Regions from separate parts of the Homo sapiens genome. Here regions 2, 3, 4 and 5 are each linked to region 1. A link is a contact called in ENCODE Hi-C or POLR2A ChIA-PET data. All regions are on one chromosome and are shown on one strand. Each heading gives the region's core, a stretch centred on a gene start or an enhancer-like site at or near the end of the contact. The rest is flanking DNA. Distances are from core to core; before and after follow the strand shown.

Region 1 (2,885 bases), core at 184-2,683:
AAACAGACCACTCGGCTCTACCAATCAGCAGGATGTGGGTGGGGCCAGATAAGAGAATAAAAGCAGGCTGCCCGAGCCAGCAGTGGCAACCCAGTCGGGTTCTCTTCCACACTGCTAAAGCTTTGTTCTTTTGCTCTGCAATAAATCTTGCTACTGCTCACTCTTTGGGTCCATAGTGCTTTTATGAGCTGTAACACTCACTGTGAAGGTCTACAGCTTCACTCCTGAAGCCAGCAAGACCAAAAGCCCACCGGGAGAAACAAACAACTCCAGACGTGCCGCCTTAAGAGCTATAACACTGACCGCAAAGCTCTGTAGCTTCACTCCTGAGCCAGCGAGACCACGAACCCACCAGAAGGAAAAAACTCCGGACACGTCCGAACATCAGAAGGAACAAACTCCAGACGCGCCACCTTAAGAGCTGTAACACTCACCGCGAGGGTCCACAGTTTCATTCTTGAAGTCAGTGAGATCAAGAACCCACCAATTCCGGACACAAAACTTGCTTAATTACAGAAAATATGAAAAGTATATAAAAGCAGGGTCTCACTCTGTCGTCCAGGCTGGAGTGCAGTGGTGTGATCACGGCTCACTGCGACCTCAAACTCCTGGTCTCACACGATCCTCCTGCCTCGCCTCCGAAAACTCTAGTTTTACAGATATGAACCATAGCGCTAGCTCTTACTGTCTTTCTTCAACACGTCCTCCCATCCTTCCCTCCTTTCTCCACTCTGCATTTGACCCCGGTGTATTCCAGCCTCCAGGCCAACACACGTGACCACGTCTGCCTGGGGCAGTTGAAGTAAAGGACGCGAGGCGGCGCTGTCACCGCATTCTGTGAACCGCAGCGCTCTGGGTCCCTCCCGCTGGTCTAGTATCATTTCAGTGAACGTCACTCTACATTTTTTGTGTGTGTGTGAGATGGAGTCTCTGTCGCCCAGGCTGGAGTGCAGTGGCGCGATCTCGGCTCCCTGCAAGCTCCGCCTCCCGCGTTCAAGCCATTTTTCTGCCTCAGCCTCCGAGTAGCTGGGACTACAGGCGCCTACGACCACACCCGGCTAATTTTTGTATTTCTAGTAGAGAAGGGGCTTCACCATGTTGGCCAAGCTGGTCTCGAACTCCTGACCTCAAGTGATCCGCCCGCCATGGTCTCCCAAAGTGCCGGGATTACAGACGTGAGCCACCGCGCTCGGCTGTCACTGCAGACTTTGATGGGGGCCACACTCGGGGTATAAATTAGGATCCTCACTGAAAGGGCGGGACCATGGAGGCTTTTTCTTGGCCCCTTAGTTGTGGGTTTTCCTCTGGGCGGCGAAGCCAGTTTCCATCAGAACTGCCCAGAGGCGGGCGCTGCCTTCCTGGGGTGACGCAGCAGCAGGAAGAGTTTCCGGATCCTGGAATCCGTGGGCGGCCCGTGGGAGGGGCTGAGGCTCATTTCTCTACTCACCTGTCTCCGAATCCGTCGTGGTGTTTCAAGCGAGTCAAGATTCCAGATCGCGCCCCAGGCTGGACTCGGAATTACTGCCCCGCGGGTCTGCATTTTCACAGCGGCAGGTGTGAGTTCCCCGCCGCTGGAGACCAGAAGCCTGAAGGCAGCTCCGCCCACCCCAGCCCACAGCGCCGTTATTCCGTTTCTATATCAGTAAACACTTGTCATTTTCCGTAGACCAGGGCGGGGTGACGGGTGATCCCAGTCCTCGCAGTGAACTCTGGGGCGCAGAATTCAAAACGCTTGCGGTCGCCGAGCGCAGCCCCGCCCTGGGTTATGTAAGTGACAGCGCTGGGCCGTTTCTCTTTTTTTTCCGGACCCCGCAGTGGCGCCTAAAGTCTGCAAGGAGGAGGTCGCCTCTGTGCTGTGGGTCCAGGAATCTAAGGCGAGTGCTGAGGGAGAAAATGTAGTTGATGGGGCAGAGCAGAAGGGGCTGTAGGTGGGTTGGAGGGGGAGGGGAACGGGCAGCCAGGCCTGGACCCTGGGGAGTGACTCACCCGGAGCCGAAGACCATCTCAGCTTTCCCTAGCCCAGAAAGGGTGGGACTGGCTTTATTTCTGCCTGCCATCACCTCAAAATGCCGTGGGACAAATCTTACATATTATTATTGTTATTTATTTATGTATTTTATTTTTTTTGAGACAGTCTTGGTCTGTCACCCAGACTGGAGTGCAGTGGCGCCATCTGGGCTCACTGCAACCCCCACCCCCCCGGGTTCAAGCAATTCTTCCTGCCTCAGCCTCCCAAGTAGCTGCGATTACAGGCACCCCCCACCACGCCCGGCTGATTTTTATATTTTTAGTAGAGACGGGGTTTTGCCATGTTGTCCAGGCTAGTCTCGAACTCCTGACCTTAGGTGATCCACCCGCCTCGGCCTCCCAAAGTGCTGGGATTACAGGTGTAAGCCACCGCGCCTGGCCGGGAAATATCTCTTACAGAAATAAAGGCAGTTGGCTGGGTGTGGTGGCTCACCTGTAATCCTAGCACTTTGGGAGGGTGAGGCAGGCAGATGGTTTGAGCCTAGGAGTTTAAGACCAGCCTGGGCAAAATGGTGAAACCCCTTCTCCACCAGAAATACAAAAAATTAGCCGGGTGAGGTGGCTCATGCCTGTAGTCCCAGCTACTCCGGAAGCTGAGGTGGGAGGATCACCTGAGCCTGGGGAGGTCGCGGCTGCAGTGAGCCATGATTAACCCACAACTGCACTCCGCCTGGGTGACAGAGTGAGGCCCTGTGTCAAAAAATAAGAAAGAAAGAAGAGAGAGAGAGAGGAAGGGAGGGAGGGAGGGAGTTGAGGTTCAGAATATGTAACAGTGTTTATTGCTATACTCCATTCAATGGACTATGGACTATTATGCAGTGATTTAAAAGTAGGAGTTTGGGCTCACACCTGTAATC
Region 2 (2,885 bases), core at 227-2,726, 680 kb before region 1:
CATTTGTCTCTTATCTACCTATGACCTGGAAGCCCCCTCGCCACTTGGAGTTGTCCCACCATTGCTTCAAGTTGTCCCGCCTTTCCAGACCGAACCAATGTTAATCTTACATATGTTGATTGATGTCTCATGTCTCCCTAAAATGTATAAAACCAAGCTGTGCCCTGACCAACTTGGGCACATGTCATCAGGACTTCCTAAGGCTGTGTCACCGACACACATCCTCAACCCTGACAACATAAACTTTCTAAATTAACTGAGACCTGTCTCAGATATTCAGGGTTCACACTCCCCTGGACCCCCTGACTTTCTTCAGGGCACTGGCCACTTTCTTGTCTGTCTTTGGACACTCTCCTCTAGAAGTCTTTGAAATTCTTGAGGCAGGAAGGACCAATTCCCAGCCCTGAATCTTGCATAAAGTGGGTCCTTTTTAAATGGAAATACGGCTACTCCTCAAAGGAAGGCTAGGAATTTTGCTCTGTGTGACCCTAGTCGTAGTTCTTCACAGAGGGCTCCATTTCACTTGCCTTTCCTTCTGCTTTTTTCTTCACTCGTTTCCCCACAGAGCAAGACAAAAGAAGCCGGCAAGGATGGCTCTGGTCAGGGTCTGCCTTCAGCCACCCAAATGGGATTGCAAAGAGGAGGACAGGGATGGAAAGGGGAAAGTTTGATTTGGTTTGGTTTGCTTAGTCTTTCTATTGGTACCACTTCCTTATCCCAACCTCATCATCTTCCCCGATCCCTACCAACCCACTGCAGGCATATGAGCCCTAAAATCTGGGAAAGGCTTTTTTCCCTAGGGGCCCTGGCCTCACAGACTTGCCCAGGGGGGTAAATTCTCAGTGGCTCAGTGGCACGTGCCTCACGTCCTCACCGGCAGCCTAGATAGATAGATAGATAGATAGATAGATAGATAGATAGATAGATGATAGATAGATATATAGTTTTTTTTTTTTTTTTTTTTTTGAGACGGAGTTTCGCTCTTGCCGCTGCCCAGGCTATAGTGCAATGGCGCCATCTCGGCTCACCGCAACTTCCGCCTCCCAGGTTCAAGCGATTCTCCTGCCTCAGCCTCCCGAGTAGCTTGTATTACAGGCATGCGCCACCACACCCGGCTAATTTTGTATTTTTAGTAGAGAGGGGGTTTCTCCATGTTGTTCAGGCTGGTCTCGAACTCCCAACCTCAGGTGATCCGCCTGTCTTGGCCTCTCAAGTGCTGGGATTACAGGGGTGAGCCACCGCGCCCAGCCGGGAGCCCCTATTTTAAGGACGCTATTGCTGTGGAGGAGTAACCCCACTTTTAGGAATCCTTTTCCGTGCGAAAGGCTGTTTGAGATCAGGCGCAACAACTTCTCCCGCTCAGGTTACCCTCAGAAAGGCTATGGACCCCGGACTCCGCCCCAGATTGCATAACAACTGAGGGGTGGGTCCCTATTTCCTCTCTGGGATCTGTAGCCAATCATTCACGAGGTAAACAGAACGACCGAGTTTCTCTCAGCCGAGAACTGTGGCTGCCCCTCCGGTGAAAACAGAGGAAGTGGGAGCGGCAGGAAGCGCTTTGGGACCAGGGCGACCCCTGAAGCGTAGAGGAACCAGGTCACAAGCATACGTGAATGCTCACATTCCATAGTTATCAAATGTATTCAGGTTTAAATTTTACTTTTCTAGAAAAAATGTAAATAATCCGTTGAGAATATTTAATGAAAAATGTTGGTCGTATCTTTATCTGGTCTGCGGCTCTGTCCCTGTTTCCTGGATAGGAGACTACGTCTGTATCTTGTATCACAGGAGGCACCTTCTTCCTGTTTCCTGGCACAGACTTGTAAGTGAATTTCCTGCCCGCCTCCGCCCACAGCGTAAGCCGCGCTGGAACAGCTCACTTATTGCCCCAGATGTATGTGGAGTAACCGCCTTCAGTTTCCTGGTTCTGAGTTTCCGTGTTACTCAAGCAATGCTTCTGCTGAATTTGTCTTTTTTTTTTTTTTGAGACAGAGTCTTGCTTTGTCGCCCAGACTGGAGTGAAATGGCGTGGTCTCGGCTCACTGCAGCCTCCACCTCCTGGGTTCAAGCGAGTCTCCTGCCTCAGCCTCCTGAGTGTGCAACTTATCTTTTTATTTTATTTATTTATAATTTTTTGGCTAATTTTGGCTATTTTGTGTCTGTGTGTGTATTTTTAGTAGACATGGGGTTTCACCATGTTGGGCAGGCTGGTCTCGAACTCCTGACCTCAGGTGATCCGCCCACCTCGGCCTCCCAAAGTGCTGGAATTACAGGCGTGAGCCACCGCACCTGGCCTATTTATTTATTTATTTATTTGTGACTGAGTCTCGCTCTGTCACCCAAGCTGGAATGCAATGGCGTGATCTCGGCTCACTGCTACCTCCACGCCCCAAGTTTAAACAATTCTCCTGCCTCAGCCTCCCGAGTAGCTGGGACTACAGGTGTGCACCACCACATCCAGCTAATTTTTTGTATTTTTAGTAGAGATGGGGTTTCACCATGTTGGTCAGGCTGGTCTCGAACTCCTGACCTCAAGCGATCCACCCACCTTGGCCTCCCAAAGTGTTGGGATACAGGCGTGAGCCACTGCACCTGGTTGAATTTCTCCTTTTAATTGGAGGTTTCATTTTATTTTTCTTTATTTATTTTTTTGAGACGAAGTTGCACTCTTGTTGCCCAGGCTAGAGTGCAGTGGCGCGATCTGGGTTCACTGCAACCTCTGCCTCCCAGATGCAAGTGATTCTCCTGCCTCAGCCTCCTGAGTAGCTGGGAATACAAGCACCCACCACCATGCCCAGTTAATTTTTGTACTTTTAGTAGAGACAAGGTTTTGCCATGTTGGCCAGGGTGGTCTCAAACTCCTGAGCTCGTGATCTGCCCACCTC
Region 3 (2,885 bases), core at 155-2,654, 640 kb before region 1:
CCAGCTCCAACAACTCAGCACTGACCGGCTGTAGAACTTGCTCCCGGGCTGCTCTCTTTCTCCTCTCTACCTCCTCCCTGCTGTCTCTCTCAAAATGCAGTCGGTATCTAAGGGAACAGGGACCGAGACATCCAGAGCAATCCTGTGGCCACAAACTCCTATTTTCTCCCCTCTTGTACAATCAACTTCGCAAACCATTCTCTCCAGAGTCGTTCAAGTCTCCTCTCTCAAGTCAGACTTCCCCCAAGTCCTTCTTTCAGGCAATACTCAGCCTTCTCCTTCTAAAAGCCCAACTCTCTCCAGCCCCTCTGGAAAGGAAGACTGTGGCCCGCTGTGGGGAGCCGAGTGGCTAGCGGAGAACTGTGGCATCCCAGGCCCACCGTCTTCACCAGTAGCAGCCCGCTTTCCCCCAAAGCTCTGACTTCCGGGTAGGCGGGAAAGCCGGGACCAGCGCCCCCTCCCACCCTCACCGATTTGGGTCGTAGCCTCGTGGACCCAGCCCCTGAGAAGGCTGCTGGTTAAGCCTGCGGATATGATGGGTCACAGACTCCCCGTCCGAGGTGTCGGTCTGTTCCTCTCGCCGCTCCCGGCTCCCGCTGCGGCTGTTGGAACTGGAGCGCAGCCCATCTTGAAGCCCTGCGGGGAGGGGCCGGTGACGCCAGTGCTGGCCAGCTCTCAGGGGCCATAAGACCCTCTCCCCCATCGGCCTGACTCCCTTTCATCCCACTCAACTTCTTCCGATGTTCAGTCCTCCCAGACACCCTATTTGGGACCCTCCCGGATGTGCGTGGGGGGAGTCACTCCTTCAGGGAGCAGTGGGGACGGCGCCCCGTGCTAGCTGGAGGGATTCCCCTCCCCCAACTCTCCATCCTTCCCCACCCCTTCCAGATGTAGGGGGGGTGGGGGATCCCCTCCGCGATAGGCCGCGAGGGTTGACGCGGTCCCACGACCCCCTCCCACGATCCCCAGAGGTGCAGCGGGCACACCCCTCCTTCCAGATGTGCGGAAGCCCGAGCCCCGCCCCCTCCTCCCGCTCCCGCACTGACCTCTCTTCCGCTCCCGTTTGTCCTGCAACTGCTTCTTCTTCTGCTTCACGCTGAATGGCTTCTTCCTCGGCATGGCCCGGACCAGTCACCTGGCCCGCCCTCCGCCGAGCTCCCGCCGCCTCAACTGACTGCCCCCCGGGGCAGCCCCCGCCGCAGGGGCCCGGGACCCTAGAGGAGGCGGGGCTAGCAGGTGACGTCAGCGGGCGGGCCCGACAGAATTACCGCCGCGGCGGCGATGGAAGGCGGACGGGGGAGATATAGTCACTTCCCTCCAGGAGCGAGGCGAGAGGATGATGCGGGGTGGGCTACTGGCACGTGAGAGCCAGTGGCACCGAGAGGGCGCCCCGGCGGCGAGGAAGGAGGCGCGCGTGGGAGGACCAGGCTAACTCCGTCACGGACGCTACCAACTCGCGTTCGGAGGAGGGGGGGCGCGTGTCATCACTACCTTGCGCTCCCGGGAGAACCTACCACTCACCTGGAGGGGGCGGCGGAGCGGAGGGCGGGGCCTACTACCTAGGGGAGAGGGGGCGTGGACACGCTGAGGCTATACTACAAAGCCCCGGGCTTGACCTTAGTGGAAAGCCGAGACTGCGTCCAGGTTGCTGGACTACACCGGGGGCACGGTCAGAGGTCTTTAGGGGAGGGCGGCGGTCTGAGAGTCCTGGGTGCCGACCTGTTGGGACCCAAATTCCTTGTGGGAACGATGATAAGGAGCAGGTTTACAGATCATAAGTGCAAAAGCGGGCGAGAAGGGAAACCCAAGCGGGACAAGGACTTTTGGGGGGAGGTCAAAGGGCACGAAGTTGTGCCTGCAGCTGTTACCATAGTAACCGAGGACCGGATGTGGCGATCTTACGGTGCGACAGTCCTCTTCTCAGGCCCTCTGGCCCGAGAGCCTGTTGACTCTGTGACACACTCTGAGGAGCTGGTTGTGGTGTTTTCCAGCGAGGGAAGAAAAGAGTAATTTTTTCAAAGCATTTATAGAAACGCAGCAAAGGGAAGGTGTGAGGTTGCCGCCATGCCTGGCAGAGACGGAGGGAGGCAGTTGGCTCCGGAATGCGGCCGCCGCAGATGTTCTCCGCAACCTTCCGGAAGTGGAATGGCGGGAGCCTCAGCATTGCTGCCCACCGACCCCCCGGAAGCGGAAACAGAATCCCCGCGTGCCCCTTCCTCACTACCCTCCAAATCCCGCTGCAGCCATTGCCGCAGACACGATGCCGAAACGAAAGAAGCAGAATCATCACCAGCCACCGACACAGCAGCAGCCCCCGCTGCCCGAGCGGGAAGAGACTGGAGATGAGGAGGATGGGAGTCCCATCGGTGAGGGGTCTGGGAGGGATGTGCACATGCCTGTCAAGCCCGTCCGGGCAAGGGGCTAGGGGCTAATAAGGTGCGAAGGAGGGGGCTGTAACGGAAGGAGGAAGGGCGCACGCGCTGGGGAGGGATGGAAGTGGGGCTCTCCCAAATGGAGCCTTGAACCAGGAGTTCTCTTACTGGAACCATCAACCTCAATACGGCCCCAGACCTTTCTGGAGAAGGCGGGGGTGGAGAGAATAAAGAGCTCTTTTGCGCAGCCGCAGAACAGTAGGGGAAAGGGGTAGTAGAGATGTTGCAGATTGCGATGACTGGGATGACAGTTTGTATCCAGACTTTGACTGAAAAGGTACAGGTGCAGCTTTCTCTAAACTAGTCCTCTGGCCAGCAGTTAAGGTGAGGGATTGGTTCATGTCTGGAGACACTTAGGTTGTTTTGGATAGCGACGGTACGGTGAAGAAAAAAAGTTGTCAGTATCTTTTCCTGCATTATCCCCTTTGATTGAATATCTACTTTTTGCAAACC
Region 4 (2,885 bases), core at 192-2,691, 630 kb after region 1:
GGCGGATCACGAGGTCAGGAGTTCGAGACCAGCCTGACCAACATGGGGAAACCCTGTCTCTACTAAAAATACAAAAATTAGCCAGGCGTGGTGGCGCACGCCTGTAATCCTAGCTACTCAGGAGGCTGAGGTAGGAGAATTGCTTAAACCCGGGAGGCGGAGGTTGCAGTGAGCCGAGATCACGCCACTGCACTCCAGCTTGGGCGACAGAGCGAGACTGTCTCAAAACGAAAACAACAAACTTAAGACACATAACCTGAGGTGTTAAGAGGAGCTAGTAACTAGAACCTGGGTCCCAACCCCTCCTGCTTTCCAGCATCACTCCACACAGTTTGCTTAAAGAGGGCCACCTGCCAAACAGCTGTAGTATGTGATGTTAAAGAGAGCTAAACACCCCCCGCACCTCCCTCCCAGGGTCACCATCTTGTTAAATTTGACCTAAAAACGGTAACAGCCTAGGGGTTTCAGGGACAGACAGAAAATCTTACTCGGGACTGTGAGGTCCTACTTCTACACACCGTCCAGGAGTGAACCAGGAATTGAGAAAGTAGGAAGGAGGTGTCCCAGACCCCAAGCTAGGAATGGGGAGGGAAATGGAGGAATCCCAAATGCCTTAAGGACGGCCTACATACTAAGGAAAATTTTTTTCTAACTCCTGGTTGCAGCTGAGGGGAGCGGCTGAGGGCGGGGACAGGGGTGCGGCGGACCCACTGCTCCCATTACCCGACCAGCGCCTCCCTTCCTCCTTGGATGGGTGCCCCTGTCTTGCTAAGAACTGCCTGTTTACACAACTGCTTTCCTTGTGAAAATTTAAAGGCTCCTATTCCCAGTTGTTCTATCCTTGTAGGTTAAAGATTATGTCAAAAACTATATTGCATTATCTCTTTCCTTCTCCTTCCCATTAAGACGGAAAAAACATCCGGGAGAGCCGGTCCGTTTCTCAGGCAGACTAGGCCATTAGGTGCCTCGGAGAAAGGACCCAAGGCTGCTCCGTCCTTCACAGACACAGTCCAATCAGAGTTTCCCAGGCACATCGATGCACCGCCTCCTTCGAGAAACAAGGTAACTTTCGGGTTCTGGTTGTCTCCAAAGTCATCCGACCAATCTCGCACCGCCCAGAGCGGGCCCTTCCTGTCAATTACCTACTGAAGGGCAGGCGGCCAGCATCGCCATGGAGACCAACACCCTTCCCACCACCACTCCCCCTTTCTCTCAGGGCCCCTGTCCCCTCCAGTGAATCCCAGAAGACTCTGGAGAGTTCTGAGCAGAGGGCGGCACCCTGCCCTCTGATTGGTCCAAGGAAGGCTGGGGGGCAGGACGGGAGGCGAAACCCCTGGAATATTCCCGACCTGGCAGCCTCATCGAGCTTGGTGATTGGCTCAGAAGGGGAAAGGCGGGTCTCCACGACGACTTATAAAAGCCGAGGGGCGCGCGGTCCGGAAAACGGCCAGCCTGAGGAGCTGCTGCGAGGGTCCGCTTCGTCTTTCGAGAGTGACTCCCGCGGTCCCAAGGCTTTCCAGAGCGAACCTGTGCGGCTGCAGGCACCGGCGTGTTGAGTTTCCGGCGTTCCGAAGGACTGAGCTCTTGTCGCGGATCCCGTCCGCCGTTTCCAGCCCCCAGTCTCAGAGCGGAGCCCACAGAGCAGGGCACCGGCATGGCCAAAGCCGCGGCGATCGGCATCGACCTGGGCACCACCTACTCCTGCGTGGGGGTGTTCCAACACGGCAAGGTGGAGATCATCGCCAACGACCAGGGCAACCGCACCACCCCCAGCTACGTGGCCTTCACGGACACCGAGCGGCTCATCGGGGATGCGGCCAAGAACCAGGTGGCGCTGAACCCGCAGAACACCGTGTTTGACGCGAAGCGGCTGATTGGCCGCAAGTTCGGCGACCCGGTGGTGCAGTCGGACATGAAGCACTGGCCTTTCCAGGTGATCAACGACGGAGACAAGCCCAAGGTGCAGGTGAGCTACAAGGGGGAGACCAAGGCATTCTACCCCGAGGAGATCTCGTCCATGGTGCTGACCAAGATGAAGGAGATCGCCGAGGCGTACCTGGGCTACCCGGTGACCAACGCGGTGATCACCGTGCCGGCCTACTTCAACGACTCGCAGCGCCAGGCCACCAAGGATGCGGGTGTGATCGCGGGGCTCAACGTGCTGCGGATCATCAACGAGCCCACGGCCGCCGCCATCGCCTACGGCCTGGACAGAACGGGCAAGGGGGAGCGCAACGTGCTCATCTTTGACCTGGGCGGGGGCACCTTCGACGTGTCCATCCTGACGATCGACGACGGCATCTTCGAGGTGAAGGCCACGGCCGGGGACACCCACCTGGGTGGGGAGGACTTTGACAACAGGCTGGTGAACCACTTCGTGGAGGAGTTCAAGAGAAAACACAAGAAGGACATCAGCCAGAACAAGCGAGCCGTGAGGCGGCTGCGCACCGCCTGCGAGAGGGCCAAGAGGACCCTGTCGTCCAGCACCCAGGCCAGCCTGGAGATCGACTCCCTGTTTGAGGGCATCGACTTCTACACGTCCATCACCAGGGCGAGGTTCGAGGAGCTGTGCTCCGACCTGTTCCGAAGCACCCTGGAGCCCGTGGAGAAGGCTCTGCGCGACGCCAAGCTGGACAAGGCCCAGATTCACGACCTGGTCCTGGTCGGGGGCTCCACCCGCATCCCCAAGGTGCAGAAGCTGCTGCAGGACTTCTTCAACGGGCGCGACCTGAACAAGAGCATCAACCCCGACGAGGCTGTGGCCTACGGGGCGGCGGTGCAGGCGGCCATCCTGATGGGGGACAAGTCCGAGAACGTGCAGGACCTGCTGCTGCTGGACGTGGCTCCCCTGTCGCTGGGGCTGGAGACGGCCGGAGGCGTGATGA
Region 5 (2,885 bases), core at 233-2,732, 520 kb before region 1:
TTTAGTAGAGATGAGGTTTCACCATGTTGGCCAGGCTGGTCTCAAACTCCTGACCTCATGATCCACTCACCTCAGCCTCCCAAAGTGCTGGGATTACAGGCATGAGCCACCACACCCGGGCACAATTACTTAGTTTTAAACCAGCTAACCAGCATTCATTCTCTTTCTTCCTCATGGCTTCACCCCATCTTCATCATCCTGAATGGGGTTTTTTATTTTTTTTTACAGACAGGGTTTCACTCTGTCCCTCTTGGGCTCAAGGGATCCTCCCACCTCAGGCTCCTAAGTAGCTAGAAACACAGGTGCACACTACCACGCTCAACTAATTTTTAATTTTTTTGTAGGACGAAGGTTTCGCCATGTTGCCCAGGCTGGTCTCGAACTCCTGGGCTCAAGTAATCCTCCTGCCTCAGCCTCCCGGGGTGCTGGGATTACAGGTGTGAGCCACTGCACCCGGCCCCCTCTGTTAATTAAACGACTGAAAGGAAGTTCAGAAGATGAGGGGGGCCGGGCATGGTGGCTCACGCCTGTAATCTCAGCACTCTGAGGGGGCTGAGAGAGGATTGCTTGAGCTGAGGAGTTAGAGACCAGCCTGCGCAACACACCAAGGCCTCATCTCTAAAAATAAAAATAAAAATAAAAGATATTAGCCGGGGGTGGTGGCGCGCGCCCGTAGTCCCAGCTACCGGGGAAGATGAGGTGGGAGGGTCGCTTCAACCAGGGAGGTCGACGCTGTAGTGAGCCGTGATCTTACGACCGCACTCCAGCCTGGGCGACGGGGCGAGCGAGACTGTGTCTCTCAAAAAAAAAAAAAAGAAAGAAAGAAATGCAGAAACTAAGATCCCTACTGAATCGCAATCTGCATTTTAACAAGAACCTTGGATGCATGTTAAGAGTTCGAGAAACACCGTTCTATTGCGCTTAACCCGACACACCTAAGCCCTCCTCAATCTTCTCCACTGAGCTGGGCGTCCAGCAGCTAGCACAGTACCTACGCGACAACGGACAAAGAATAAGTGCTTGTGAACTGAGCTTTCTTAACTTCTCGATGGACCGTTAGGCCAGCCTCACCGGGACAAATCACAGGGCCCCTCCCCACCCCTGCCGACACCTTGTTCCAGAGTCTCAGGGCGAAGTCCCGGGCCGGCCCACTGAGATCCAAGGTATCAGTGTCTCGTAGGCGCTGCACGAACTCCTCGGCAGAGGTGCAGCGCTGTGCGGTACCGATCAGAAACTGGGCGACGTGCCGCTCGCTCAGCCCCAACACCGAGTGCAGCTCGTCCTGAACCCAGCGCTCCAGACCCGCCGGCGTCGCCATGGCGACTCACGCTCCCTGCTCCCGGCCCTGAAGCGTCGGGCAGCCGCGCTCACTGCTGGGCCGGTCAGAGGCCTGGAGCCCTCGGCTGGAGCCTCAGCTTCGCAAGTCAGCTACCTTGGGACCTCTAGGATCTTCCGACATCCCAAAGCTGTCTTCCCGTACCGCGGAGCCCGGAAGGGGCTGTACTTTTTCGGCCTCTAAGCACTACGGTGGCCGAGCGAGTTCAAACCTCGCGGAACCATACCTGAAAACTCGGGGTAATTCTTTTTTCTTCATTTCGCCTCTGTCCAGTTTCTCTGACGCCCCCTGATGGTCAGTCTGTGAGTGCTTCGCTCACGCATTCATTCAACAAGTGAAATTAATTTAATGGATGCCTAATGTGTGCTCATTGCTTTCCGTCCCTGGGATATAGCAGAGGACAAATCAAAAGTTCCTTACCAAATTTACATTTTGCGGTGGGGGAGGGACAGGATACATAATAAAGAAAGTATGGAAATTTTATAGAGCCAAAAACTATACAAAGTAAGGGAGGAATGAAATTCTATTTCAGATTGGAAGATCGGGTCCATGCTCATAAAACATATTAGCATTGTTGGCCGGGCGCGGTGGCTCATGCCTGTAATCCCAGCACTTTGGGAGGCCAAGGCGGGCGGATTATCTGAGGTCAGGAGTTCGAGACCAGCCTGGCCAAGATGGCGAAACCCTGTCTCTACTAAAAATATAAAAATTAGCCTGGCGTGGTGGTGTGCGCCTGTAGTCCCAGCCACTCGGGAGGCTGAGGCAGGAGAATCATTTGAACATGGGAAGCAGAGTTTGCAGTGAGCCGAGATCCCACCACGGCACTCCAGCCTGAGCAACAGAGGAAGTCTCTGTCTCAAACAAACAAAAAAGTGACCGTTGCTAGGACTGGTTTGCCTGCAGCAGGAGTGAAGACAGGTCAGGTATAAGGGAAGACCTCTAGGCAGGAAGAAACTGGGGAACTGGGGAAAGTTGTTAAAGACAAAATCTCCAAACTAAGGAACAGGCAAACTGTGTTCTGCATTTTTGCTTAACAGCTTGAGAAAATCACTGGTGGCTGCTTATTTAAAAGTAAGCAAGGCCAGGTGCAGTGGCTCTTGCTGTAATCCCAGCACTTTGGGAGGCTGAGGCAGGAGGATATCTTGAGACCAGGGGTTTGAGACCAGCCTGGGCAACAGGGTGAGACCCCACCATCTCTACAAAAAATTAGCCAGGTGTGGAGGTGTGCACCTGTAGTCCCAGCTACTCTGGAGACTGAGACAGGAGAATTTTTTTTTTTTTTTTTGGAGACAGAGTCTCGCTCTGTTGCCCAGACTGGAGTGCAATGGCACGATCTCGGCTCACTGCAACTTCCGCCTCCCAGGTTCAAGTGATTCTCCTGCCTCAGCCTCCTGAGTAGCTGGAATTACAAGTGTGACAAGCACATGCCATCACGCCCAGCTAGTTTTTGTATTTTTAATACAGATGGGGTTTTACCATGTTGGTCAGGCTGGTCTCAAACTCCTGACCTCATGATCCGCCCGTCTCGGCCTCCCAAAGTGCTGGGATT

Evidence for each region. Hi-C counts contacts between places; a loop is a spot of excess contacts on that map. ChIA-PET counts read pairs that join two places held with the same protein, here RNA polymerase II (POLR2A). Pooled maps may share reads with other maps.
Region 2: a pooled map shows a loop between it and region 1 (6-fold over the local background). The contact joins the promoter of LINC02569 here to the promoter of HCG27 in region 1. A Hi-C loop is called at or near these places in 1 of 37 single-sample maps with no recorded cell type and 6 of 50 pooled maps. POLR2A ChIA-PET finds 5 or more read pairs at or near these places in 2 of 52 experiments (OCI-LY7 and activated B cell).
Region 3: a loop to region 1 is called in a map of CD8-positive, alpha-beta T cell, with 9 times the contacts of the local background. The contact joins the promoter of GNL1 here to the promoter of HCG27 in region 1. A Hi-C loop is called at or near these places in 1 of 168 maps with a recorded cell type or tissue (CD8-positive, alpha-beta T cell), 1 of 37 single-sample maps with no recorded cell type and 6 of 50 pooled maps. POLR2A ChIA-PET finds 5 or more read pairs at or near these places in 1 of 52 experiments (H1).
Region 4: a pooled map shows a loop between it and region 1 (4-fold over the local background). The contact joins the promoter of HSPA1B here to the promoter of HCG27 in region 1. A Hi-C loop is called at or near these places in 1 of 37 single-sample maps with no recorded cell type and 8 of 50 pooled maps. POLR2A ChIA-PET finds 5 or more read pairs at or near these places in 2 of 52 experiments (CD4-positive, alpha-beta T cell and GM12878).
Region 5: a pooled map shows a loop between it and region 1 (2.8-fold over the local background). The contact joins the promoter of DHX16 here to the promoter of HCG27 in region 1. A Hi-C loop is called at or near these places in 1 of 168 maps with a recorded cell type or tissue (gastrocnemius medialis), 3 of 37 single-sample maps with no recorded cell type and 9 of 50 pooled maps. POLR2A ChIA-PET finds 5 or more read pairs at or near these places in 1 of 52 experiments (OCI-LY7).

What each region holds. Positions count from the first base shown.
Region 1 is chr6:31,196,327-31,199,211 of GRCh38, forward strand. It overlaps HCG27 (HLA complex group 27), which reads left to right and starts at 1,434. Exons shown (of 2, transcript NR_026791.1): 1 at 1,434-1,556. RefSeq lists enhancers at 1-159, 2,297-2,885.
Region 2 is chr6:30,514,790-30,517,674 of GRCh38, forward strand. LINC02569 (long intergenic non-protein coding RNA 2569) reads left to right here and starts at 1,477. Exons shown (of 2, transcript NR_149088.1): 1 at 1,477-1,822. RefSeq lists an enhancer at 1-58.
Region 3 is chr6:30,555,085-30,557,969 of GRCh38, forward strand. It overlaps GNL1 (G protein nucleolar 1 (putative)), which reads right to left and starts at 1,405. Exons shown (of 12, transcript NM_005275.5): 1 at 1,047-1,405; 2 at 471-636; 3 at 1-107. The coding sequence starts at 1,119. It overlaps PRR3 (proline rich 3), which reads left to right and starts at 2,211. Exons shown (of 4, transcript NM_025263.4): 1 at 2,211-2,366. The coding sequence starts at 2,261. RefSeq lists enhancers at 683-1,248, 1,249-1,813, 1,814-2,378.
Region 4 is chr6:31,826,297-31,829,181 of GRCh38, forward strand. It overlaps HSPA1B (heat shock protein family A (Hsp70) member 1B), which reads left to right and starts at 1,442. Exons shown (of 1, transcript NM_005346.6): 1 at 1,442-2,885. The coding sequence starts at 1,655. RefSeq lists enhancers at 370-1,181, 1,205-1,834, 1,835-2,463.
Region 5 is chr6:30,671,524-30,674,408 of GRCh38, forward strand. It overlaps DHX16 (DEAH-box helicase 16), which reads right to left and starts at 1,483. Exons shown (of 20, transcript NM_003587.5): 1 at 1,112-1,483. The coding sequence starts at 1,318. RefSeq lists enhancers at 1-2, 1,198-1,794.